Linked DNA regions of Homo sapiens: regions 1, 3, 4, 5 and 6 are each linked to region 2. Evidence: chromatin loops called from intact Hi-C (ENCODE). Cell type or tissue: heart left ventricle. All regions are shown on one strand.

Region 1 (4,000 bases), 170 kb before region 2:
TAATTTGTGAGACTTCATTGAACTATGGTGACTGTTCCGTGGTGTATAAAATATATAATTAATAAAATAATTTAACCATAGCAGTTGAGTTAAAAATTAGTGGTCGATATACACATTTATATGGTTTGTTTTTTTAAAAGACTGAAGCCATGAAAGGTTCTTTTTTAAAGTAGTAAATGAGCGTATACTTGATATTTAGTAACACATACAGTCTTTTTAAAAATAAGACAATCAGTTTTGATAGAAATTCCTCCCAGTATAAATTGGAATAATTATTATGATGATCACATTATAAAAGGATTTAAAATGCTTGTTTTGCAAGATTACATGGAGTAAAACAATTATAAAAATTCAGCTCCTGTCATTGTTATATGCTATATTCTGTAACTTACTTGCCTTCCAGGATAACAGTGAATTAGTGTTACATATTTTATTAATCACAAGTTAATCAAATGGGAAGGTAGTTTTAGAAATTTAGTTATTTGCTTTAAGGCATTTCTAGTACATCCTTTTTTCTTTTGGGAGAAGTTTTAAGAAGGCCTTATTATTAACAAGCCTTTTTAAAGGCATTTGTAGCGTGGTGCATTAATACTAACAAAACCTAACCACAATAAACTATTTTCTTTTATCACTCCTGGGAGCTTCATGATATCATGGCATTTTAGTTCATTTTCAGAAGACCCAAATACAATCTAATAGAACATTACCAAATATACATCTTTATTTGGAACGGGATAAAGCGAATAGAAACATGGAAATTTAGATAAAGTCAGGTGAAACACATGACATAAAATTACTAATATTGCTGGATGTGGTGGCTCATGCCTGTAATCTCAGCACTTTGGGAGGCCAAGGTAGGAGGATCGCTAGAGGCCAGGAGTTCAAGACCAGCCTGGGCAACATAGTAAGAACTTGTCTCTACAAAAAATTTAAAAAATTAGCCAGACATGGTGGCACATGTCTGTGGTCCCAGCTACACCAGAGGCTGAGAGGTTGGAAAATCACTTGACCCTGAGAAGTCAAGGCTGCAGTGAGCCATGATTATGCCACTGCACTCCAGCCTGGGTGATGAGTGAGACCCTGTCTCAAGTAAAGAAAGAAAATAACTAATACTATGTAGGGCTTTTCACATCTACATTATGAGCTACATTACTTTTTAGTTATTCTTTGATCAACAGTGTGCGTCAAGTTCATGTTCTAGCCATCTTTATGTGGACGGCTTTTAAAGACATGTCATGTTCTTAGTGGCTGTTGGCACAATGTGGTAAAACATTAAAATGATAGATAAGCTAATGACTGTATTCCTTCTGGAGTGGTCCCTTCCTTGGGCATTGGTTAGCACACGTATGAGGTATACTAAGTAACAGTGGTGATTTGCCAGTGATCCCAAGGGTCTCTCTTCGGGGACAGTTGTTTGAAGTTCCACCTTGTTATATTGTACAGGCATCTAAAACTGTGTTGCACTCAAGTTCATTTCTGTGTAGCCCCTGTTACGTGGGGGTACAGGGCACATAAAATAGCATTAGAAGAGTCTTTTCTAGACCAGCACGGTGGTACACACCTGTCATCTTAGAACTTTGGGAGGCCAAGGTGGGAGGGTAGCTTGAGGCCAGGAGTTAAGACTAGCCTGGGCAACATAGCGAGACCCTGTCTCTACAAAAAATAAAAAATTAGCCAGTTGTGGTGGCACATACATGTAGTCCCAGCTACTTGGGAGGCTGAGGTAGGAGGATTCCTTGAGCCCAGGAATTCGAGGCTGCAGTAAGCTGTGATTGCACCACTGCATTCCATCCTGGTTGACAGAGCAAGACTGTCTCTTTAAAAAAAAAAAATTCTTAAAGTGTTTGTTCTAAAAACTAAAAGATGTTACAGGGAACTGGGAAATCTTAAATCCTCTGCCAGTATTTACTTTTACTAGTGGTTAATGATCCCTACCTCTAACCTTTTTTAGATATTTTAAGATTTTTTGTAGTGCATAAGATGATTGCTTTCTTACATTAGTTTGAAATACTTTGAATCTAAATTAATTTGAGTATCATTTGAAAATAAGATGTTTTCTTTTTTCAAAGTTTTATAGCTAAAATGACACTAGAGGGCAGCCTGTTACACATGACATTTAAGACTCCATTGAGGATTTCCCCTGCAAACACTTCTTACTATTTCTGCTTTGGATTAACTGAAAAATTAATTTCATGCTATCACTAATAAATACTTATATGTATAAAAACATGAAATGCAGTTAAAATTATATAACTGTTTCAGCAATTTTAAATGATAGGAGTTTAAATGAAACTTAAATTTTCATTTAAATTTTAAATGAAACGGAGTTCAGGCAATTATAAATGCTTTGAGGATAGGCCAGGTTACACAGAATATGAAAATCCTGCCTAATGTCTTAGTGCCTTAAGTATGGTTTATCAAAATTGAGTAATTTGTGCTTACAGTAATATAGGCTGCAATTTTTGTTTCTTTGAGCAATTTAGAAAATATCTCTTTGAGCATTATTTTTAAAGTCACGAAACTTGAAATATTTGATAAGGTAAAAGTTACATAAACAAAGCTATTGTTAATATTAAGTCTAAGACCTTTCAAATATTTTGGAATATAAAAATACTTTTTAGGTTTACCAAATGATTATTTAGAAATAGCCAGATTTTGCCTTCTGATAGCTTTTATTCCTGTGTTTTCTACTTCCATTAAAGATTATTCGATTTGTCTTGCCTGTAGTGATGTCATGTTCCATCCTTTTCAGCAAGCAAAAAGTGCTCTTTCCTTCAGTCTGACTTTATTTTTTTCAAAGAAATAAGAAGAAGTGAAATAGACTGGCAAAGAAGTTGATTGCAATTTTTTAAATAATTTTTTTTTTTCACTCTCCTGTATTTCAATCTTCTTTCTGTAAAAACTTACTGTCTTCCTAGTCTCTTTGTTCTTTGAAATTGTTTTCACAAAAGGGAGGAAACAGTCCATTTGTCAAATTAATCACAATGCTGACGTGAAAACAGTAACTCTTTGCAGACTCTAGAACTGTTTGGTTCAGTATCACATCAATAATGTAAATTATTGCCTTCTTTTTATATTTGAGATCAGTGTTCTCACCTCATCTGTTTGCAGATTTACATCTTGTACAGCATTTGTGAGAAGCTTTTTAAAGCACATAGACCCCCGTGTTCTCTGCTTCATAACTTAATATTTGAACCTATTTCTAGTTCTTCTGCAAACTTGCCATGGTTTTTGACTTAAGTAAAATAAAGACCCTGTCCCTTCACTAAGGCTGAGGACAAGGGTGGTTCTACAGTGCCTTAAGTAAACCCAGCCTTCATCATGATGGCTCATCCAGCAGGGTGTTTTGCTGGCTTTGACCCTGTTGTTTAAGTACTGTTCATTATGAGATGTTGGCAGGGTAATTATCTGCAGTCATATTTGTGTGTGGTGTTTGCCAAGGATGCACTCCCTCCCTAAAAGTTAATGTCTGTCCTCAGTGATCTCAAGAATACTTCACTGAAATAGTTTCTGATGAATTAACAACCTTGAAAAATCTTTGCCCACAAATATTTTGTTGTAGACTTAAAAAAAAAATTAGAAAATGCATCTAAATTCTTTAAAAGCAGATTCACTTATGTATATCTTCCCTCTTTCCCAGATAAGAGTAGTGTCATTTTAGAAATCATTTGAGAAACTTCTTGAACGAGGATAATCTTTTTAATGATTCATGACATATAAAACAGAACTAAGTTTTGATTTATTATATGAAGTGTCTATTCCTTGGAAGAATGATAGAATTTTTTGTTTTTCAGAAAAGCAGACTGCTCTATATTATGTTAGAGGTACGAAACATCCTTTTTCCAAATTTGCTTGTAGAATTGAATGAAAAATAGCTAATTATGTACATTTGATTTACCTGGCATTTTTGTCAGCCCTCTATTCTCCTGAAATTTGTGACTTCGTTTTGTGCTTTAGAATTCTCAGTCACGTAAGTTAAAAGTTAAAGAAGATTGTAGAG
Region 2 (4,000 bases):
GCATTAGAATTTAAATACAAAATTTACTTTGTGCATTAGTTTGAAAATCAGCTTTGAAAATCACTAACTTCTACTCTATAATTATACTTAGTAGAGATTTTTTTTCTTTTTCTCTTTAATAATGGGGTCTTGCTATATTGCCCATGCTGGACTTGGAACTCCTGGGCTCAAGTGATTATCCCATGTCGGTGTCCCAAGTAGCTAGGATTACAGGCGTGTGCCACCACACCCAGCTTAGTACAGTTTTTTTAAAAAATTATCAATGCTTTAATTTTAATTAGATCTATTATCGATTAGTAGAAATGTAGGTCTAAAATATGTAGCATTGAAATCGAGTGTTGTAGTGAAATGTATTGCAATTCATTTCACTGACTGATGATCTTGTGAGTAAGGACATTTATTCAATAAAGGCACAAAGACAGTTTCTGACTCACACTTAGACATACGGCCAGTCTTCTAAATAGCCCAAATGAAACCAAAGCTTGACCCCTAAACTCACCTTCCTGGAGCACCCGGTGTAGACAAGACTGCATTATACAAAGTTAACAAAGAAGTAGTTTCCACCTCTTTTTAGGAAAATTAAACATAGATAAGAATAAAGACACATTAGAGTCTGAAGTGAGACATATCCCATCAGAATTAAAGGGAGCCTCTGGGAGTTCAAGGCAAGGAGGTTCTTCTCCCTCTTGGGGATGGGTGGAGGGGTCAGTGAGGGTCAAGTGAAAGTGGACTTGGACTGGTGCTTTTCTCCCAAGTTCACTTTGACTTCTTGTATCTGGAATCTGACGAGTGAATAAAATAATCTGGGCATGCTGGGAAGAGAGAGCAAGAGTCCCCATTGTGAACATCAGGTATGTTCAGGTGGTGAGCCTGACTTGTCATGGTCTAGCATGTTTTGAATTTGGCATGGCAGCAAGCTCCAGGTGCATTGCTGACTCAACTTTTGTGTGTGTGTGTGTGTGTGTGTGTGTTTCTTCTTCACAAAACTCCAAAATCATTATTTTGAGTCATTTGACCTCTTTGGCATGAGTGCCTGATTTCATAACTCTTATTGCTGTAGTGCATTGACTCCCAAAATACCAATGCAAATTTAGGACAAATTATAAGGCGGTCATTCCAAATGGGACAGAATATTGTTAATATTTATTTTATAAGATTACCATCAGAATTAACCCAAACTTAAAAATCTTAGAGAACGTGTACATCCAGTACTACTCTCCTTTACAGCTTGAGAAGCACTTATCTAATCTAAGTTAGACTGGATCTAATTTATCTAATTACACCTAAAGATCTAAACTGATCTTTTCAGTTTGGAGGTACCAACTGGAGTCCACAGAAAGAAAGTGATTTTCTTTGGCTTGTACAGTACGGTGGTGGCAGGACAGGACCCAGAACCCAAATCTTGTGCCCCTAGTCTAGTATTCAGTACACTGCAACTTGTTGACCATAGGAAATATCCCTCAACGTTATATTACATAAACTTTTTTGGAGCATTTTGGGAAACCTAATAGACCTATGTTATACTGCAAAGGAAAAGTATGTTTTGAAACCAGTAATGAACCAATGCTCCTTGGAATGTATTTATACTATAAGTGGGGTGAATAACTGTCCCCATTTACCCAGGATGGAGAAATGGGACATGGGATTTTAGGTACAAAAAATGGGATGTTTAGTCATCCTACCCGTAATTATATGCACGATAAAGCCTCAAGACATTGCTTTTGCTGAAGAGGCAATGTATTGATTTTCTGCATCTGATATGTTTTTAAAGTTTGCCTATTATTTGCAAAACTTTAGTTCTAAAACCATATCTACATCTTCCACTGGATGATTACAAACTAACAAGTTTTTTACTTGCTTCTGCAGGTAAAAATAGTTCGGCTATGTTTATGTAGTTCCTTACTGCCATCTAGTGGCCAAATTCAACAGAACCTTGGCAATTAGCACCTTCTAATGGAACGTTTTTTGCCACAAAAACAGGCCAATTGGTCAAATTATTTTAAGTCAAAGGATTATTAGTAACTAGTCAACAGTAAGAGCCCTTAAAAATTATTACATTAGACATTTTAGATGGCTTGAAAAAAGACGTTTTGGTTTTTTCACATAGAGAAGGCTTTCCTGTAAGATGCCTTTCATATGGCGTTTTTGCAGCTTTTTTTGAAGTATATTTCACATGGAGGAAAGTGTCCTTTTCACAAGTACATATGCGTAAGTGTCCATGAAGTGAATCCACCCACGAACAGAGTACTCTGCCATTCTACCCCTGCTCTGGGCATAACCACTGACTTCCAGCACCACCGTTTCACTTGTTTTTGCACTTTCTGTAGATGAAATAAAACATAGGTGCTCTGTTGTATGTGGCTTCTCACATACCATTTTAATGCTAAAGTAACTCATGTTACTTTCCAACCTGGACAATACAGGCACTAACAGACAATTAGAGAAACCAAAAGCCTTAGAAGCCCAAGTACTCTTAACCATTTTGATGTTTTTTTCTATAGCCTTCTTTGGGGGGTCAGGGAGCAGAAGTGTGTGTGTGTGTGTGTGTGCGTGTGTGTGTGTTCACACACATGCATATGTTCACACAGGAGGGTGTGTACACACATTCACATGAGGACAGGAATGGGACTGGATCATGCATGCTGCCTTATAACCTTTTTGCACCTATTTCCTCCACAATTTGTTGTGAACATTGTTCCATTGACGAGAGTCATTTTGAACAGAATGGAAATTTGCCTCCTCTGAGAGGACTGAGTCCTGTTTTGTAGCCCCTACGTGGGTGGTGGTTTGACTGTGGGATGGCGGTGGGAAGGATGTGGGAGGAGAGGGCAGCGGGAGAGGAAAGGCCAGTCCTTCTGCGGGCTCCTCCCTGACTCCTGCTCTGCTGCCTGGACCTGGACAAAGAACCATGGACCACACAGTAAATGCTCTTTCTTCTCTCTGCCTTTTCCTGCAGCATTGGCATCTTCTATGGTTTTGTGGCAAATCACCAGGTAAGAACCCGGATCAAAAGGAGTCGGAAACTGGCAGATAGCAATTTCAAGGACTTGCGAACTCTCTTGAATGAAACTCCAGAGGTAAAAACCATCATCTCTATGTACCGCGATGCTTTATATTTTTGGTTTTTTGGAGTTCCTGTGTATATTTGGAATCTCAATCAAACCTTCTAGAAACACAGTGAATCAGCGTAGACTGGTGTTATCTGTTAATGTCCTGGATGAATAAATAAAGCCCTGGAAAGTGATTTTCAAGAGTACAAAAGCCGAATTTCAGAATTGGTGTTTTTATTTTATTGAGATATAACTTAACATTACAGTACATATTATAGAAGGACTTAACACTTTTAAGGTTCTTATGATTTTTTAAAAAAATGAAAGTTTTTGGGCCTTATTATCCTTTCTTTTTGGCAGTATAGTTAACTTTCCATCACTTGTACAAAGTTACTCTTGTAATGAAACCATCCAGCTTTATAAACATCCATTTGCTAATGTCTGCATAGATATATCGAATTCCTTGGGAAGGACACACAAGCAGTCTCTATCACACACACACACATACACACACACACGTACACATACTCACGGACACACAAATTGTCTTTAGAGAAGGGCAATGGGATGGTTGAAGGTTGGGGATGGGAGAGGAAGTACCCTTTCTTCTGTATTCCAGAAGTATGTTGATGAATTACCTATTCAGAACATCGTTTTAAAAAGTGTCTGGGCAGGAAGCAGCCTAAATGTGTGATGCTCATGGGTTCCAACTTGTCAGAAAGCAGAAAGGTTTCTAGGAACTTGCTGGTTACCTGAAAATGTCCTGATTCAGGAAAACTTTTGTATATTAAATCTCTTTTTGCCCTCTTATTGCCTTTGGACCTTAGAAGGGGAGGTTTCACAGAATGTTCTTTTTTCAGCAAATCAAATATATATTGGCCCAGTACAACACTACCAAGGACAAGGCGTTCACAGATCTGAACAGTGAGTAAAATTTAAAGTTGCTTCAC
Region 3 (4,000 bases), 420 kb before region 2:
CTAGTGTTCTTATAAGAAAAAGAGAAGACATACAGAGTCACACAAGGATAGGCCATATGAGGATGGAGACACAGATTGAAGCAACGCATCTACATGGCAAGGGACTGCCTGCAACACCAGAAGCCATGAGAGAGGCCTGGATAAGCTTCTCCCCTAGAGCCTTCACAGACAGTATGGCCAGCTAGCATCTTGACTTTGGACTTTTAGCCTCCAGAAATGTGAGAGAATAAATTTCTGTTGTTTTAAGCCACTCAGTTTGTGGTAATTGGTTACCACAGCTCTAGGAAACTAATACAAACAGTAACATCTTTATGTTAGTTGAGAAATAATTTCTTAAAGAAATATGCAGCCAATAAAAATAAATTAGAATGAATTAGACTTAGAAAAAGGAGCACAATGTATTATATGTAAATAGGTAGGGTATGATAGCATATGAGGTTATGAATACTATATGCTAAAACAATTCACTGGTGCATAGAAAAAAGACTGGAAGGAATTTCAAGAAAATATGGAAAGTGGTTGCATTTGCATAGTGAAATATCAGTATGTTTTCTACTTTTTTGGAGTTCTCAATTTTCTTTAATGAAAATCTATTCATAATCATCATAGTTGGTTGAAACTAATCAAGACTCATACCTAGGACTAGGGCTGGACTCATCTCTTATAAAATCCTTGGACTTGAAGTTGATAGGTCTGAACAAAATTGGTTCTAATTAACAAGAAAGAGCATAGGATGGTTAGGTAGGCAACTAAAAACTTCTTGTACATTGTTGTACAATGTACAAGATTGTAAAACAATATGTACAAGTTGTAAAAACATCTTGGTCCATTAGGATTGCTGTAACAGAATACTATAGACTAGGTGGCTTATAAACAACAGGAATTTATTTCTCATACTTCTGGAGACTGGGAAGTCCAAGATCAAGGCTCCAGCAGATTCAGTGTCTGGTGAGGGCTCTCTTCCTCACAGCCAGCTGTCTTCTCATTATAACCTCACATGGTAGAAGGAGCCTCTTTTCTATGAGCACTAATTCCATTTATGAGGGCTCTCCCTTCAGGAACTACTCTCCTCCCAAAGTCTTCACTTCCTAATACCATCACTTTAGAGGTTAGGATTTTAACGAATGAATTTTGGGGTAACACAAACATTCAGTCCATTGCATATCAGGTCCTTGTCTACTTCAAGTTTTGATAGAAGCTGTGAAGAGGAGGACAATAAAAATATTATAGCTAATGGGGAGAAGGAAGAGTGTCCTTCCTGAAGAGCAGGTGTTACTACTGAGTGACCATTAGTTCATTGGTAAAGCTCAACTTAATGTGACACATGTTGATTACCTAAGAGCCAATCTTAGAATAATAGACAAACTAACTTTCAGTATTTTTGTGAAACCAAACACTAGCAAATTCCCTACAGTTCTTTCTTTCACAGAGGTGCATGTTTTACTCAGTCAACCACAAAAGTTACATTCACAAAATTCACTGGTATATATTCATAATTTAGTTGTGCATACCCTGACGTATCAGTTTATTTAAACAGGCATTCATTCATATTTCTTGAAAACCTACCAAAAACCCAACACTGGATCAATAATTCATAATACAACACTGAACAAAAACATCATGATTCCAACCCTCAAATATCTTCTAGCCACACTGGAGAAACAGACATTAAACAAAGTATGGCATATAATAGAAAACTATATTGTGACTAAGTGACACAAACAGAAAGCAACAGGTGCCATCATAAGAGCAGATAATAAGGAAAACTATTCTAGCTTGGAAAGACAGGGAAGGTATAGGTAAGATGAGGTTAAACTGATTTCTGAAGAGAAAGGAATTTGCCAAGCAAATTGGAGAAGTAGAGTGATGTTAGTGCTCTGAATAGAAGGAACAGCTTGTGCAAAGTTTTCAAGTCTAGAAATATTCCAGTTGATTTGAGGGGCTAAATGAAGGCAGCGTAATTGCCATGGAATAAGCCAGGCCGGAAGTAGTGAGAGATGAGGGAGTGCACACAGAGCCCTGTAGACAATGTTACAGATTTGGGTCTTAATCCAGAGTGTAATGGAAAGCCACTAATGGAGTTTACTTCCTGACCAGCAGGTGTCACTACTGAGATGACCATTAATTCACTGATAAAACTCAACATTAGTGTGACACATATCACTTAAGACTCATGAATGAAAAATAAATTTGCATGCTATATGCCACTGATATTTTTAAGGTTTGTTACACAGCAATAGCTGACTGACCCACAGCCTTCCCTTCTTTTAGGAATTGTTTGCAGCTTATGGTCCAGGAAATGTTTTCTCTCTCTCTCTTTTTTTGAGACGGAGTTTCACTCTGTCACCCAGGCTGGAGAGCAATAGCTCAATCTTGGCTCACTGCAACCTCTGCCTCCTAGGTTCAAGCGATTCTCCTGCCTCAGCCTCCCAAGTAGTTGGGATTACAGGCACTTGCCACCATGACTGGCTAATTTTTGTATTTTTAGTAGAGACGGGGTTTCGCCATGTTGGCCAGGCTGGTCTTGAACTCCTGACCTCAGGTGATCCACCCACCCCAGCCTCCCAAAGTGCTGAGATTACAGGTGTGAGCCACTGCGCCCAGCCCATTTTCTCTAATTTTTAAAAGCTACTTTTTCTTATTTATTTATTGTTTCTAAAATAAATATTTTATTATTTTTTTAAAAAAATTCTATCATTCTCAGGTGTTTGATGTGGAAGGAAGATATTTCAAATAGTTCTCAGGCTATCATTTTGAAATTTGAAACGTGAGTATGACATTGAATCAGTTATGAGATTATTTCAACTGGTTTGATCACAAAAGCTCTAGGAATTTAAGGAAAGACTGAAGTAAGACTGAAGACTACAAATTCAGGAATAACTTTCAAATTACAACAAAGGACTGCTTCAGAAGTGGCACAACCACTGCCACTTCTGGGCAGAGATAACATGGATTGTTCCTCTGATGCTGGGGGCACCACTAGAACCTCTGCCAACACTGCTACTTCTGCACAGCAATGGACCACGTGCCTGTCACTGCCTAGCACCTGGATATCCATTACACTAGTTTCCACATGGACATCTCACACCATTGTGTCTGACCCAGAGCAAGGAAAGTTGGAAGGTGAGTTTCTGGCTTTCACCTTGGAAAGAAGCAAACTCATAAGATAGGAATGTCCTTAAACATAGAAAAGCAGCTTAAAAGGTTTACAGGGATGCCTTATAATCACTACTTGGTTATGTTGGAGGTGAAAAAAATTAAAAGTAAACAAGACAAGTCTATACACTTAAGGAATCAAGACTACAGTTCTCAATTACAGTTCATCAAGATAACACACACAGATGCCCTTGTTAGGGAATCTGTCACATAGGCATTCAACAAATGACAAATCAGTCAACCAATCAATAAAACCACAAACCACTGCCATAAAATGAAGCACGATTACCCCTTTATTCCAGACTTTTAGTCTTGCCTTTAATTCTCCAATGAGTTGCTTTGCTTTTTTGTTCAAATTTCCATATTTTACTTTATCACCTCGAATCTTCTGGTGCGATGATTTCATTTTACGGTACACGCTTGTCAGACCATGCCAGCTGCACCTACTTATGCCTTACCATCTCCTCGTCCACTGGGTAACAGTCTCTCCTGGAAAAGGTTCATTCTAGGTAGTTGGTCTGAATCAAGAATTTAAAGAGATAGAAGCATCAGTGGGCCAGTGATCCTCAAAACTGTCACTTGAAAGGCACAAATATATCTCCATTTTGGCATGCCTAAAGCTTTTTCCTATCATCTCAATAGTTCAAGGAGACAGGAAAGGGTGGAGAAACACACACACACACACACGTGTGTGTGTATATATGTACATATATGTATGTATATAAGTATATGTATGTATACATATATACACACATATATGTGTATATATATATATACATACACATTAGTGTGACAATCACTTAAGACTCATAAATGAAAAATAAATTTGTATGCTATATGCCAC
Region 4 (4,000 bases), 240 kb before region 2:
ATCTTATTGTATTGCTCAAATTTTCTAAATCCTTAAACAAATTGTTTTATCAAATTTTGAGAACATATGATAAATTCTCCCATATTTAGTAAGAATATACCCATGAAATTCTTTAGGTATTTACTTCAGCTTTTTGAAAGACGATGTTCTTAGCCGCAGGTGGGGTCAGACTATTTTAACTTCCTGTTTTTATTTTATTGTTATATAGTCACTCTCTTATCCCTAACATTGCTTTTGCTGCTATGAAAAAGGTAGTATCAAGCTAATATTGATAATTAATATTAATAATAATGCTACTTTTTTGGTTTTTGACATGGAGTCTGGCTCTGTCACCCAAGCTGGAGTGCAGTGGTGCCATCTCTGCTCATTGCCACCTTTACCTCTCAAGTTCAAACAAGTCTCCTGCCTCAGCCTCCCAAGTAACTGGGATTACAGGTGTGTGCCCCCACCCCTGGCTAATTTTTTTTTTTTTTTTGTATTTTTAGTAGAAATGGGGTTTGGCCATGTTGGCCAGGCTCATCTTGAACTCTGACCTCAGGTGATCTGCCCGCCTTGGCCTCCCAAAGGATTACAGGTGTGAGCCACCACGCCAGGCCAATAATAATGCTACTTTTAATATTGCTATCACAACTTTTTGGGGAGGAGGGCTTGCATAGAAAACTCATTTCCTGGAGGCAGTGAGCATGGCTTGGGCTGCCAGCCTGCAAGCTCAGGACCCCTTTGCTTAGGCCAGCCCTCAGCGAGAGAAAGCAGAAGCATGCCCTGTAAGCTCTGTCTTGTCTCTCCTTGCCCTGCATGTGCTGGGCAGGGACAGGGGAGCCAAGACTTTGCTGATGAGCCCTTCTTCATGGGCTGCTGACATCTGCAGATGCTGCTAAGCAGAAGTGCCCTGTTCTGAGCAGCTAATCCTGCTCCTCCTACCATACTGCAGCTCCTCTCCACACCAGGTAAGTCTTATCCCGCTCTCTCACCGAGGACAAGGAGCACATCCCAGCATCTAGCACATTCGATGGCTATCAAGACACTTCAGCCTAAGCTCAGCTCTGCCATGAAGAAGCTCGGAGACCGGGTAAATCTACTTGGCCTGTCTGGGTGTATGTTTCTTCTATAAAGTAAGGGAGGTACATGTTTTTAATGTTTGAGGTCATGGCTAGCTAAGGGAAATGCTATGAATCTATCTAATTGTAGTAAGTGATCTTGTTTTTAACATATTATGAATTTCAAATCCTAAGTGCTTCACTGAGAAATTAGACAAATCCTCAGAATTAGGCACAAGAAGGCTTGGTGATGGGGAATGGCAGGAAAAGCCATGAATAATAGGAAATATTTATTAGATTGCAGCCTGGTAGAGCAGGAGCAACTTTCTTTAAAAAAAATCAAACTAATGATGACTTTTTTTTTCCAGAAAATTCCCCTTTTTCCTAAACTTTCACATATCTGGGGAAAATGACAATTTTCAAAACAAAGCAGGTGTAAGTACGGCTAAAACATGTTTAATACATAATATCCCTTTGAATTTTATCTTGGTCCTCCAAAAATCTAACAAAGTAACTTTCTCCTAAGGAAAAAAGACTAAACATATAGATATTATAGAGAGCTTTTCCTAGGAAATCTTACCTATACCAGTGTTTTCACCCTAAAGTGCTACATAATTTGGGAAAATCCCGATACTTATCAAAATTCAGAAACAAAAAGCACAAATCTGAGATCCCAGGCACAGCTCTCCTGCTTCTTTATCGTCAAGCCTATGAATTTCACTAGGTGGCAGCATGTAATAACAAATAATGACATTATAAGGTTATAAATAACGAAACTGTAACAAGCTACTTTAATAGCAAATGTCAGCCTCACAAAGATTCTAAAATAATAGAAAGAGTTCTAGTCCTTTTTCAGCATAACTCTAAAGTCCTTTAGAGGACTTTTTTTCTCCACACATTCACACATTCTATTTTAAGTAAAAATTATGGAACTAATGGCTAGAGGGGTTAGGATTCTCTTTGACATCTTTTCTTCATTAATATTTAGATAAAGGAAATGAAAACTCACCTCTAAGCCAAAAGAAGTTTTAAAAGATACCAACAATTAGTTACAATTAAGTCTTTCTCAAGGTCAGGATTTTATTTGGCAATTAGTGATCTAGAAAAGAATGCCAAAATTTTTGACGCAGAAAAAAACATACCAATGCAACTGAAATATTTAAGGCCATAGGTAGCATTCTACAAATTCAGGGCATGAACATGTTTTGCCTGGCCTGAACTCTGTGTGTGTGTGTGTGTGTGTGTGTGTGTGCGCGTGTGTGTATGCAGAATTGTCCATATTCAAATTTGAACTTTTTTACAGAAAACTGAGATAAATTAAGGAAGAGCTAAGTTGATAGAGAGTCACTTTCATAGATTGGAAGACTCAATATTATTAAGATGTCAATTCTACCCAATCAAATTTCCAGCAAGTATTTTTGGTAAAGATTGACAAGTTAATTCAATAATTTGCAAATCCAAATGACATAGAATTGCCAAAACTATTCTGAAACAAAAAAAGAATAAAGTTTAAGAACTTAAACTACCTCATTTCGAAACTTATTTGAAAGCTGCAGTAACTAAGACAGTATGACAGAGATACAAAGAGAGACATACACATCAGTGGAAGACAAGACAATGAAGAGTTTAGAAATATGCAAACATATACGGCCCATTAATTTTTGCTGAAAATGCCAAAATAAACAAATGGAAATACAGTAGTCTTTTTAGTAAATGGTGTTGAAAAACTAACTATCCATATGCAAAAAACGAACTATCCATACGCAAAAAAAAAAACTCAATTTTTAATTCACACCACACATTAAAATTCATTTAAAATGGGTAAGACCTAAGTGAAAAAGCCATAACTACAAAGCTTCTACAAGGCGGAAAACAATTTACATTAAAAAGCACAAAAGAAAATCCTCACAACTTTGGGGACAGGCAAAGATTTCTTAGATAGAATAGAAAGGACACACCATAAAAGAAAAATTGATAGATTTGACCTTATCAAAACTTGTCCTTTCTAAAAGGCACTATTAAGAAAATGCAAAGACAAGCCACAGATTGTGAGAAAATGTTCACAATCCATATATATGAGAAAACACTTGTATTCAGAATATATAAAGAATTCTTCCAACTCAATAACAAGAAGACAAACAAACATCCAGTAAAAAATGGACAAAAGACTTGGATGCTTTATTGGCTAATAAACTCATGAAAAGATAGGCAACATCTTTAGTCTTTAGACCAATGCAAATTTAAACCAAAATAAAATATAACTGCACTTATAGTTTAGAATGGATAAAATTTAATAGACTGGCAATATCTAGTATTAATGAAGGTAAGAAGCAACATTGCTGGTGAAAAACCATCTGACAATTTCTTATAAAGTTAAATGTATATTTACCATCTCACTATTCAGTATATACCCAGAAGAAATCAAAGCATATGTATATGCACATGAATCTCCATAGTAGCTTTGTTCATAACAGCCAACCATTGGAAACAACCCAAATGTGTGGTTTGATTGGATAAACAGATTGTGGTATATTTATAAATAGACTACCACTCAGAAATAAAAAGGAACAAATTACTGATAACAACATGAATGAATCTCAAAAATGCTTTGTTGAAGAGTCCGGACACAAAAGAGTGTATACTATCTGATACTATTCATATAAACAGTCAAAACTAATATGGCGCCTGGGCGCAGCAGCTCACACCTGTAATCCCAGCACTCTGGGAGGCTGAGGCGGGTGGATCACTTGAGGTCAGGAGTTCGAGACCAGCCTGGCAACATAGCGAAAACCCATCTCTACTGAAAATACAAAAATCATCATGACGTGGTGGCAGGCGCCTGTAATCCCAATTACTCAGGAGGCTGAGGCAGGGGAATCGCTTGAACTCGGAAGGCAGAGGTGGCAGTGAGCTGAGATCGCACCATTGCACTCTCCAGCCTGGATGACAGAGAGAGACTCTGT
Region 5 (4,000 bases), 140 kb before region 2:
GTGCTGTTGGGGAAATCGTGCCAGTATGTGAAGGAAGCCAAAATGGAAGAGAAGCTGTCGAATCCTCCCGCAACCTGCACTCCAGGCAAGCCGTCCAGTAAATCACAGAACAAATGTAAACCCTCTCAAGGTAGGTTTGGTCCCTTTCTTCACTTCCCTGGATCATTTTCAAAGAGTTAAATCACAGTTTGATCAATGTTAAGCAACGCTTTAAAGATTGGTTTCCCTTTGCATAGATTTTTGGGTCTTTTAATGGTTGTGTTTTAGATTTCATCCCATATATACCTGGCCCAGTGTTCTGAGTTTTTCCATTTACTCATTCGCTGTTCAACATTGAGCATCTGCGACACATCAGCTCCAGTGGATACAGCAGTGGGGTGGAAAGGCAATTCTCTGCTCCCATGGAGCTTGTTCTAGATTGTCGGGAAGAGGGGTAGAGAGAAATAAATATGCACTATGTCAAGTGACGGGGAACTGCAGAGAAAACAAAAGCAGGACGGGGAAAGGGAAGTACAACAGGGAGTTGGGCCCTCCCCCAAGTGTGAGGAGATGGCACTGCACAGAGTCCTGGAGCCCGAGACAGCACATCCAGCCTTCCAGGAGCAGCTCCCAGGCAGAGGCCCGGCAGGCCCAGCAAAGGCACCAAGGCAGGAAGATGCTTGGCGCATCAAAGGACATTAAAAGCCAGATGGCTGCAGTGGCCCATCCCAGGGAAAAGGACTGGAGAGGGGGTCTTGGGGACCATGGAGAGCTGCAGGCTGTTATGAGAACCTTCCAGGTGGAAGGGGGCTGTTGCGGGGCTTTGAGCGGAGCAGTGGCATGGTGCAGCTGACATTTTAAAAGGATCATTCTCAAGCTTTGTGGAAAATAAACTCCAGAGGGGTGGGCCCAGAGGTAGGGACCAGAGAGGCAGCTATCTGGCCAGGAGCAGGGTAGGTGGTGTGAGCAGGGAGACCTGGCCAGGTTCTGGATAGACCTGGGAGGTTTGCGTGAAGTATTTGCTGGTGAGGAAGTTATGCAGTGTGAGAAGAATAGGTGAGTTCAGGATGATTCCAGGGTTTCTGGGTTGGAAGATTTGGAGGAAGAACTGGGACGTTGACTTAATTTTTGTTGTTAGGTGGCAGTTCCCTGTTCACAGAGGTATTTGTTCATATAACTTTTAGTTTAAATGATGTATTTTTTTTTTTTTTTTTGAGACGGAGTTTTGCTCCGTCGCCCAGGCTGGAGTGCAGTGGCGTGATCTCGGCTCACTGCAAGCTTCGCCTCCCAGGTTCACGGCATTCTCCTGCCTCGGCCTCTCGAGTAGCTGGGACTACAGGCGCCCACCACCACGCCCAGCTAATTTTTTGTATTTTTAGTAGAGACGGGGTTTCACCATGTTAGCCAGGATGGTCTCGATCTCCTGACCTCGTGATCCGCCTGCCTCGGCCTCCCAAAGTGCTGGGATTACAGGCATGAGCCACCATGCCTGGCCTAAATGATGTGTTTTTAAATGTGTGGAATAACTGTGTGCAAGGTCATAGAGGAGATGCTGAAGAGAGAAAAATAAAGGATGTCCTTCAAGGCCTCATGTAACTACAGGGGTCCAAATAGGTGAGCAGAGGGTTTGGAGGGACAGGAGAGGGGGGTTCTTCTAAACTAAAAGCTTGAAGGATGAAACTGGCCCAGGGCAGACTGGTGGAAAGGGCACTCCAGAAGGGCCAGCATGAGTTAGATCATGGAGACCTGGAAAAGCGTCTGGAGAACTAGCAGCTCAATATGGCAAGTGTGGAGTGTGCTTCAGAAAGAGGGAGGAGAGGAGAGTTGGGCTGGACTGGAGTCCTACCTGAAAGTGGGTCTGTGCTCATCATCTGTACTTAACCGGAAGCGAAAATAAAGTAAAATAACAATGTGTATAATCACTGGGAAATTATTTTTTTCATTATAAGAACACTATTAGTAATAAGGATTGCATTTTTTTCAACCAACTAGGTAATTCATAGTGGGGCCTGTACGTGTTCTCTTGTTACGCATATTAGTTAAGAAGTTAGGCTAGGCATAGTGGCACATGCCTTTAATAATCCCAGCACTTTGGGAGGCTAAGGCAGAAGCAGCGCTTGAGCCCAGGAGTTCGAGACCAGCCTGGGCAACCTAGTGAGTCCCATCTCTACAAAAAATATAAAAACAAAAAGTTAGTAAGCGTCACTCTTGCTTTCAAGGAGGATCCAGTCTAATGGGGATAAAAGCTTTAAGCACGTACTGCAGGGCAGGGCCATTGACTCAGGGGTCATGTTATGAGAAGTACATTCAGGATGACGACCTGAGTGTTTGCTCAGAATGTCTTGGAGGTCAGGAGAACACAGACTGGAGAACATGCAGGAGGGTGTTGAAGTCAAGCTAAAGAGAGGGAGGGGGCTGTCTCTCAAAGCTGCATCAGATTCATCACGTTGTAAAAGAGACAAAAGACAGCGGTTCTGGGGGTGAGGGCAGGAGAGAGGGATTACTACAAGAGAGCTGGATGTGTCATTACCTCCATCATGGCAGTAGTGTGACCAGGTGTATGCACATGTCAGAACTCATCAGATTATACATTTTAAATGTGTACAGCTGATGGTGTGTCTTTTTTGCCTCAAAGAAGCTGTTCTTACATGGATTGAATGTATGATTCAGATGAGTCTCTCCAGGCCCCAGCCCAGCTGTCCCCAAAGCCAGGCTCCAGGATCTCTGTGGCCTAAAATGAACATTGGGGGTTTTGTTTATTTGTTTGTTTGTTTTTAACCTCTGGTTTGGACTTCCCAGAGATGATGATGCTAAACCATCTGTAGCTGAAGTGACTACAGATGACAGGTGGAATGTAGTAAAGTCTTCTTGGCCCACTCCCTGATGTTCTGTATTGGAGCAAGTGTTAATGTTTCAGGACTGCCAACAGTCATGTTAGGTCTTGATTATATAGAGAGGAGCCGTAATGTAGGAGTTGTGATCTTTCTGCAGTTGGGTGATGGCATTGTTTGTGTGATACGAGCAATGTAATGTACCCTTCCATAAAGTTGAACAAACAGATGATTAGCCTCTAAGTTTTATTATAAATGATGGCTGCTTATACAACATGCTATTTGGTTATCATTTGCTTTATCGGAAAGCATGGATAATGGGCACTTTTTTCAGCACCACTGTATTGGTAAGTTTGTATTTATTAATAATTGGAGAAAAGTCTTTCTCTAATTTAATGGATCTATTTTATCACAGGCCTTTCCACAGAAGAAAACCTGTCTGCCTCCATCACCAAACAACCTATTCATCAAAAGGAAAATATCATACCATTACTTGTGACAAGCAATTCTGATCAGTTTTTGACAACTCCAGATGGTGACGAGAAGGACATAACGCAGGACAATTCTGAATTAAAACACAGATCCTCAAAGAAAGATTTGTTAGAGATAGACAGGTTCACAATTTGTGGAAACCGAATTGACTGAATCTGTGGCTTCATGCGCTGAAGAAGCTGGGTCCTGGGGCAACAAGTGCTGTGTTGCCAGGACAAATAGATGCTAAACATGGCACTTAAATATTTATTTAAAAACTTAAATTATTATTGGCAAGCAAATCTTAGTATCTTTCTTCCAGTAATATGGCCTGGCTGAGGGTCAGACCACAGGACAGGAGCGACCTCCGGCCTTGACTGTCTGGGAAGCTTGATGGATTATAAAACTTCCTCCTGCCTGGCCAAGCAGCAGCATCATTTCCAGGACCCAACAAAGGCAACATCAAAATCTGTTTTGCTTTGTCAGTCTGGGCTTCCAGAATGTTGAATTTGCCTCAAGGCCTCTTCAGTATAAGGAAATACCTGGAAAACTGTGAAACTTTTACCACGACGTAATCTTTCCAGTCTCATACTATTTTCACAAACAGTTTTCAAACGTTACTTCATCTGCCAAAGCATTAAAAAAATTAAACATAAGTCAAGATAAATGTTCTTACCACCAGAATAACCCTTAAAGATGTATCTTAATTAATCAGAATA
Region 6 (4,000 bases), 1.4 Mb before region 2:
TCAGAGCTCAGTATCCATCCTGGGAGCCACATTCTCCTCCTCCCTTTCTGTCTTGAGTGGAGACACGGGGGTCAGAAACCACGTTATCCACAACCACTCTTACTCCCCACTCATCATCCCGTCCCTCGCCTCGCCCTGACAATTGTACCCCCTAATTATTCCTTGAACCTGCCCTCCTCCTGCCTCTGCACTCCACCTTCCTCCATTGCTTTAGCCCAGCCATTTCTCTCCTCTTCTCCACCTTGATTCAGCTAACTCCTCCTAGACCTGGCATAGTCATCCGTTCCAGGAACCCTTATCTGATAAAATCCCATCCCTTTGCCCAAAGGCTGGGCTGGGTCAGGTGCCCCTCCTACCGACAGTTTCCTGTGTCGTCATTGGCCACCTCTTGTGCCTCGCCTTGCATCCTCCCTGCCCACATTTTATTCCAGTCATGGCTGGGGCCACCAGCTTTGAGCAAGTGCAAGCTGACCGCATGTCCCTGGCTGTCCTGCCTACCTCGCTTTCTGCCTCTGGGCTTGCCTGACATTGAGGAATGGGATGTCTGCAGAAATGTGCCAGGCACTCACACATGCGCAAACCTGGGAGGGTGGAGAGTTAATGCTCCAAGGGGCAACACACTTGACCACTGGGAGACGGGCTGGTGGACGAATGTTCCCCTCCTGTCCTTCTGACGATGTGTCAGAATGAGGCACATCACTCTTCACCACTCCTTAGACAGCCTCTAGTGGCATCATTCCCAGTTACTTAGAACGTGATGCAGCTTGGTATGAGGTTGCTGCAAAAGTCATTGCGGTTTTTACCATTGAAAGTAATACCAGAAACCGCAATCACTTTTGCACCAACATAATAAAATGTGTGTTGGCTTTCCCTCCTGCCCTGTTTCACTCTTCCTATGCCCCTAGTCCCCAACTCTGCTTCCGAGGACCACTTCCTTAAATAAATTAGTTCATACAATCCCTTATCTTAGGTTTTGCTTGACTTGAGAGGGACACAAGCTATATTTAACTCAAACACTGCCTTTGTCAAATTAAGAGTATAATAGTTACTTGTTTATATTTCTGTCTCTTCACTCAACTACAAGTTCTTTAAAGCAGGGACTATGCCTCCTTTGTCATCCAAGTAATGCATAATAAGCGCTTGTTAAGTGAATGGCTCAGGGGTAGAAAGAACAGGCTGCTGGATGAAGCTGGAAACCATCATTCTCAGCAAACTATCGCAAGGACAAAAAACCAAACACCGCATGTTCTCACTCATAGGTGGGAATTGAACAATGAGAACACATGGACACAGGAAGGGGAACATCACACACTGGGGCCTGTTGTGGTGTGGGGGGAGCGGGGAGGGATAGCATTAGGAGATATACCTAATGTTAAATGACGAGTTGATGGGTGCAACACACCAACATGGCACATGTATACATATGTAACAAACCTGCATGTTGTGCACATGTACCCTAAAACTTAAAGTATAATTAAAAAAAAAAAAAAAGAAAAGAAAGAACAGGCTGCATTTACCCTTGGCAGCTAAAGTGCATGGGGCATAAAGCACCCTTAGAAGATGCTTTTCATGCGTTACCTCATTTAATTCTAATTTAATTCTAGAGCAACCCTAGGAGGTAAGTGCTGTTATTATTCCCATTTTAAAGATGAGGAACAAGTTGAGAGAGTTAGATATCTTTTCTTTCTTTTATTTTATTTTTTTGAGATGGAGTCTCACTCTGTCTTGCCCAGGCTGGAGTGCAGTGACATGATCTCGGCTCACTGCAGACTCTGCCTCCCAGGTTCAAGTGATTCTCCTGTCTCAGCCTCCCGAGTAGCTGGGACTACAGGCGTGTGCCACCACACCTGGCTAATTTTGTATTTTTAGTAGAGACAAGGTTTCACCATGTTGACCAGGCTGGTCTCAAACTACTGACCTCAGGTGATCTACCTGCCTCAGCCTCCCAAAGTGCTGAGATTACAGGCGTGAGCCACGGTGCCCAGCCGTGAGTTAGATAACTTACCCAGAGCCACACAGCTAGAGGAAAAAGCATCAGAATTTTGAACTCTGGTCTATCTCATTCCCAAGTTGGCCTCTTATCAACTCAATTAATTATTGGGGAACTATGGAGCTTGTTATCATTACAGGATAAAGTGCTGGCGGGGAGTGCATGGAGGAGAGGTGTCTTCGTGGGCAGGGGCTGCATCATGAAGGATCTCTGTCAGGTGGTTTTTATCTTTAGGCAACGGGGAACCTCTGGAAGCTTAAAACATTTTCTCATTGTGAGCCTTTCCAAGTGTCCTGGCATTAAAAATAAATAAATAAATAAATAAATAAATAAATAAAAATACAAGCAGTTTGAAGAACTTCTGCAAGGGGGCAGGCATTGGCAGCCGATGAGACAATTCGTCTTGGAAAACTAGCGTGGGAAACTTGGTTCAGTTTTCTTTGCCTAGTGGGGCCTCTGCTCAGCCCTGTGAGTGGATCTGAGATCGATAAGTCACCCCAAGCACTGGAGACCTGCTGCTGTTCACTTTGCCTTTCGCTCCTTTCCTGCCTTCCTGTCTTCTTCCCCTCACCCTTTCTCCCCTCATTTCTCTGGCTTACTTCACAGAAGTGGAAATAGGTTCAAAAATGTGTAAGTTGGTGCAAAAGTAATCGCGGTTTTTGCCACTAAAAGCAATAGCAAAAACCGCTATTACTTTTGCACCAATGTAATAGTAGCAGCTTCCTAAACATCGCCAAGTTTGCAACATCGTGAAAGCCCAATCCACCTTCAAACAACAGCACACAAACAGCAACAGTCATCGCAACAGCAGTGTAGACCTCAGTATGTCCGCCAGCCATGGGAAAAGGTCTGTGCCCTGCCGTCACGTATCAGGAGTCCCTGTACAGTGTCCGTCCCCTCTGCACACTTTGGAAATGGTTATTGATTCCAATTTAGGCTCAGGTGACATTTGCTGAATACCTACCATGTATCAGGCTTGGTGCTGTGAGATTGAGCCTATGTTATTTCATTGAATCTTCATACTCATAGTTTGAGCTAAGTCAGATTTTCCCTGTTTACAAAGGAGGAAACTGAGTATCAGAGAGGCTAAGGTCACCGGATTGGCAGGTCATGAAGCCATATTTAAACCAGATTTTTGAACTTCTACTGTAGTGTTCCTGCCTTTAAACCACACTGGAGTGGTTGGCTGATCCTCTCTCTATGTGAGTGTGATTCAGAGTGACCGACGGAGGGTGGAGGGAGACGTGAAGCAGCTTTTTTTCTTTGATGTCATCCAGGCTTGATGCGTAGATGCTCCGGAGGGAAAAAGAGGAGTGGAGAGAGGTTGTCATTGCTCTAAACTTCAGCTTTCTGACTCCATGTACAGGGTGGGGTGGCGTGGGGGGTTCAAGCTGGAGAACTCAGGTAAGAGGAATGGGTTTAAGGGCCCAGGGAATGGAAACCCTTGGCTGACTCTCTGCTCAGCCACCGACTGTCCTGGGTAATCCTGGTGGACAGCAGAGGGCTGCGGTCCAACAAGAAATTCTATGGAACCCCTGTACAGAGGAGAGTGCTAGGGAGCAGGAGTTTCAGAGTGACCCGCTCAAGGCCATCAGTGGAAGAGCCAGGCGTGGAACTCTGGTTTCCCATCTTGAGGGCCTTGAGCGTCCCTTTGCACCAGAATTTTCCAAAGTGGGATCCACACTGTGCCCTCGGGGCAGGTGTACCGGGGGTATGGGGAGGGACACAGGTGAACGCTTCTTATTTAATAATCATAAACAACAGAGTCTCGCTCTGTTGTTTATTTTGATGTGTATTAGGAAAATACATAGCAACCACATCAAAACCATGAATACATGGATATTATTGTGAGGATGAGGATAAGTAGACAGTGCATAAAAAATAAACATTACCTGAGGAATACACTACATAATGTAATGTATATAGTGTATTAGCTTCCTATTGCTGCTGTAACAAATTACCACCAACTTATTGGTTTAAAACAATACAAATTGATCATCTTATAGTTAC

What was found. Hi-C counts contacts between places; a loop is a spot of excess contacts. Peaks named below come from ENCODE experiments on the same cell type or tissue, not always from the same donor. Only the 100,000 strongest peaks of a DNase experiment are listed, where the experiment ranks them.
Region 1: it touches region 2 in a loop (5-fold over the local background); 91 of 110 quality-filtered maps call a loop at or near these places.
Region 3: a loop joins it to region 2, with 8 times the contacts of the local background. A loop is called at or near these places in 24 of 110 quality-filtered maps.
Region 4: it touches region 2 in a loop (16-fold over the local background); 103 of 110 quality-filtered maps call a loop at or near these places.
Region 5: a loop joins it to region 2, with 2.5 times the contacts of the local background. A loop is called at or near these places in 9 of 110 quality-filtered maps.
Region 6: a loop joins it to region 2, with 3 times the contacts of the local background. A loop is called at or near these places in 6 of 110 quality-filtered maps.

Annotation. Positions count from the first base shown.
Region 1 is chr4:16,197,429-16,201,428 of GRCh38, reverse strand. All of the region lies in intron 3 of TAPT1 (transmembrane anterior posterior transformation 1), which reads left to right. Among named protein-coding and RNA genes, the nearest start is that of TAPT1, 27 kb to the left of the region's middle. In heart left ventricle, a CTCF peak has its summit at 2,078 (motif pointing right); no DNase peak of the experiment used is centred here.
Region 2 is chr4:16,024,269-16,028,268 of GRCh38, reverse strand. It overlaps PROM1 (prominin 1), which reads left to right. Exons shown (of 28, transcript NM_006017.3): 6 at 2,957-3,077; 7 at 3,911-3,974. Among named protein-coding and RNA genes, the nearest start is that of PROM1, 58 kb to the left of the region's middle. In heart left ventricle, a CTCF peak has its summit at 1,909 (motif pointing left); no DNase peak of the experiment used is centred here; H3K4me3 peaks cover 440 bases; H3K27ac peaks cover 201 bases.
Region 3 is chr4:16,441,795-16,445,794 of GRCh38, reverse strand. All of the region lies in intron 2 of LOC105374505 (a long non-coding RNA gene), which reads right to left. Among named protein-coding and RNA genes, the nearest start is that of TAPT1-AS1, 220 kb to the right of the region's middle. In heart left ventricle, a CTCF peak has its summit at 2,095 (motif pointing right); no DNase peak of the experiment used is centred here.
Region 4 is chr4:16,262,782-16,266,781 of GRCh38, reverse strand. No RefSeq gene overlaps it. Among named protein-coding and RNA genes, the nearest start is that of TAPT1-AS1, 38 kb to the right of the region's middle. In heart left ventricle, a CTCF peak has its summit at 1,750 (motif pointing right); no DNase peak of the experiment used is centred here.
Region 5 is chr4:16,162,763-16,166,762 of GRCh38, reverse strand. It overlaps TAPT1 (transmembrane anterior posterior transformation 1), which reads left to right. Exons shown (of 14, transcript NM_153365.3): 13 at 1-130; 14 at 3,226-4,000. The coding sequence ends at 3,455. Among named protein-coding and RNA genes, the nearest start is that of TAPT1, 62 kb to the left of the region's middle. In heart left ventricle, no CTCF peak of the experiment used is centred here; no DNase peak of the experiment used is centred here.
Region 6 is chr4:17,467,206-17,471,205 of GRCh38, reverse strand. No RefSeq gene overlaps it. Among named protein-coding and RNA genes, the nearest start is that of QDPR, 43 kb to the left of the region's middle. RefSeq lists an enhancer at 1-474. In heart left ventricle, a CTCF peak has its summit at 2,382; a DNase peak (open chromatin) is centred at 365.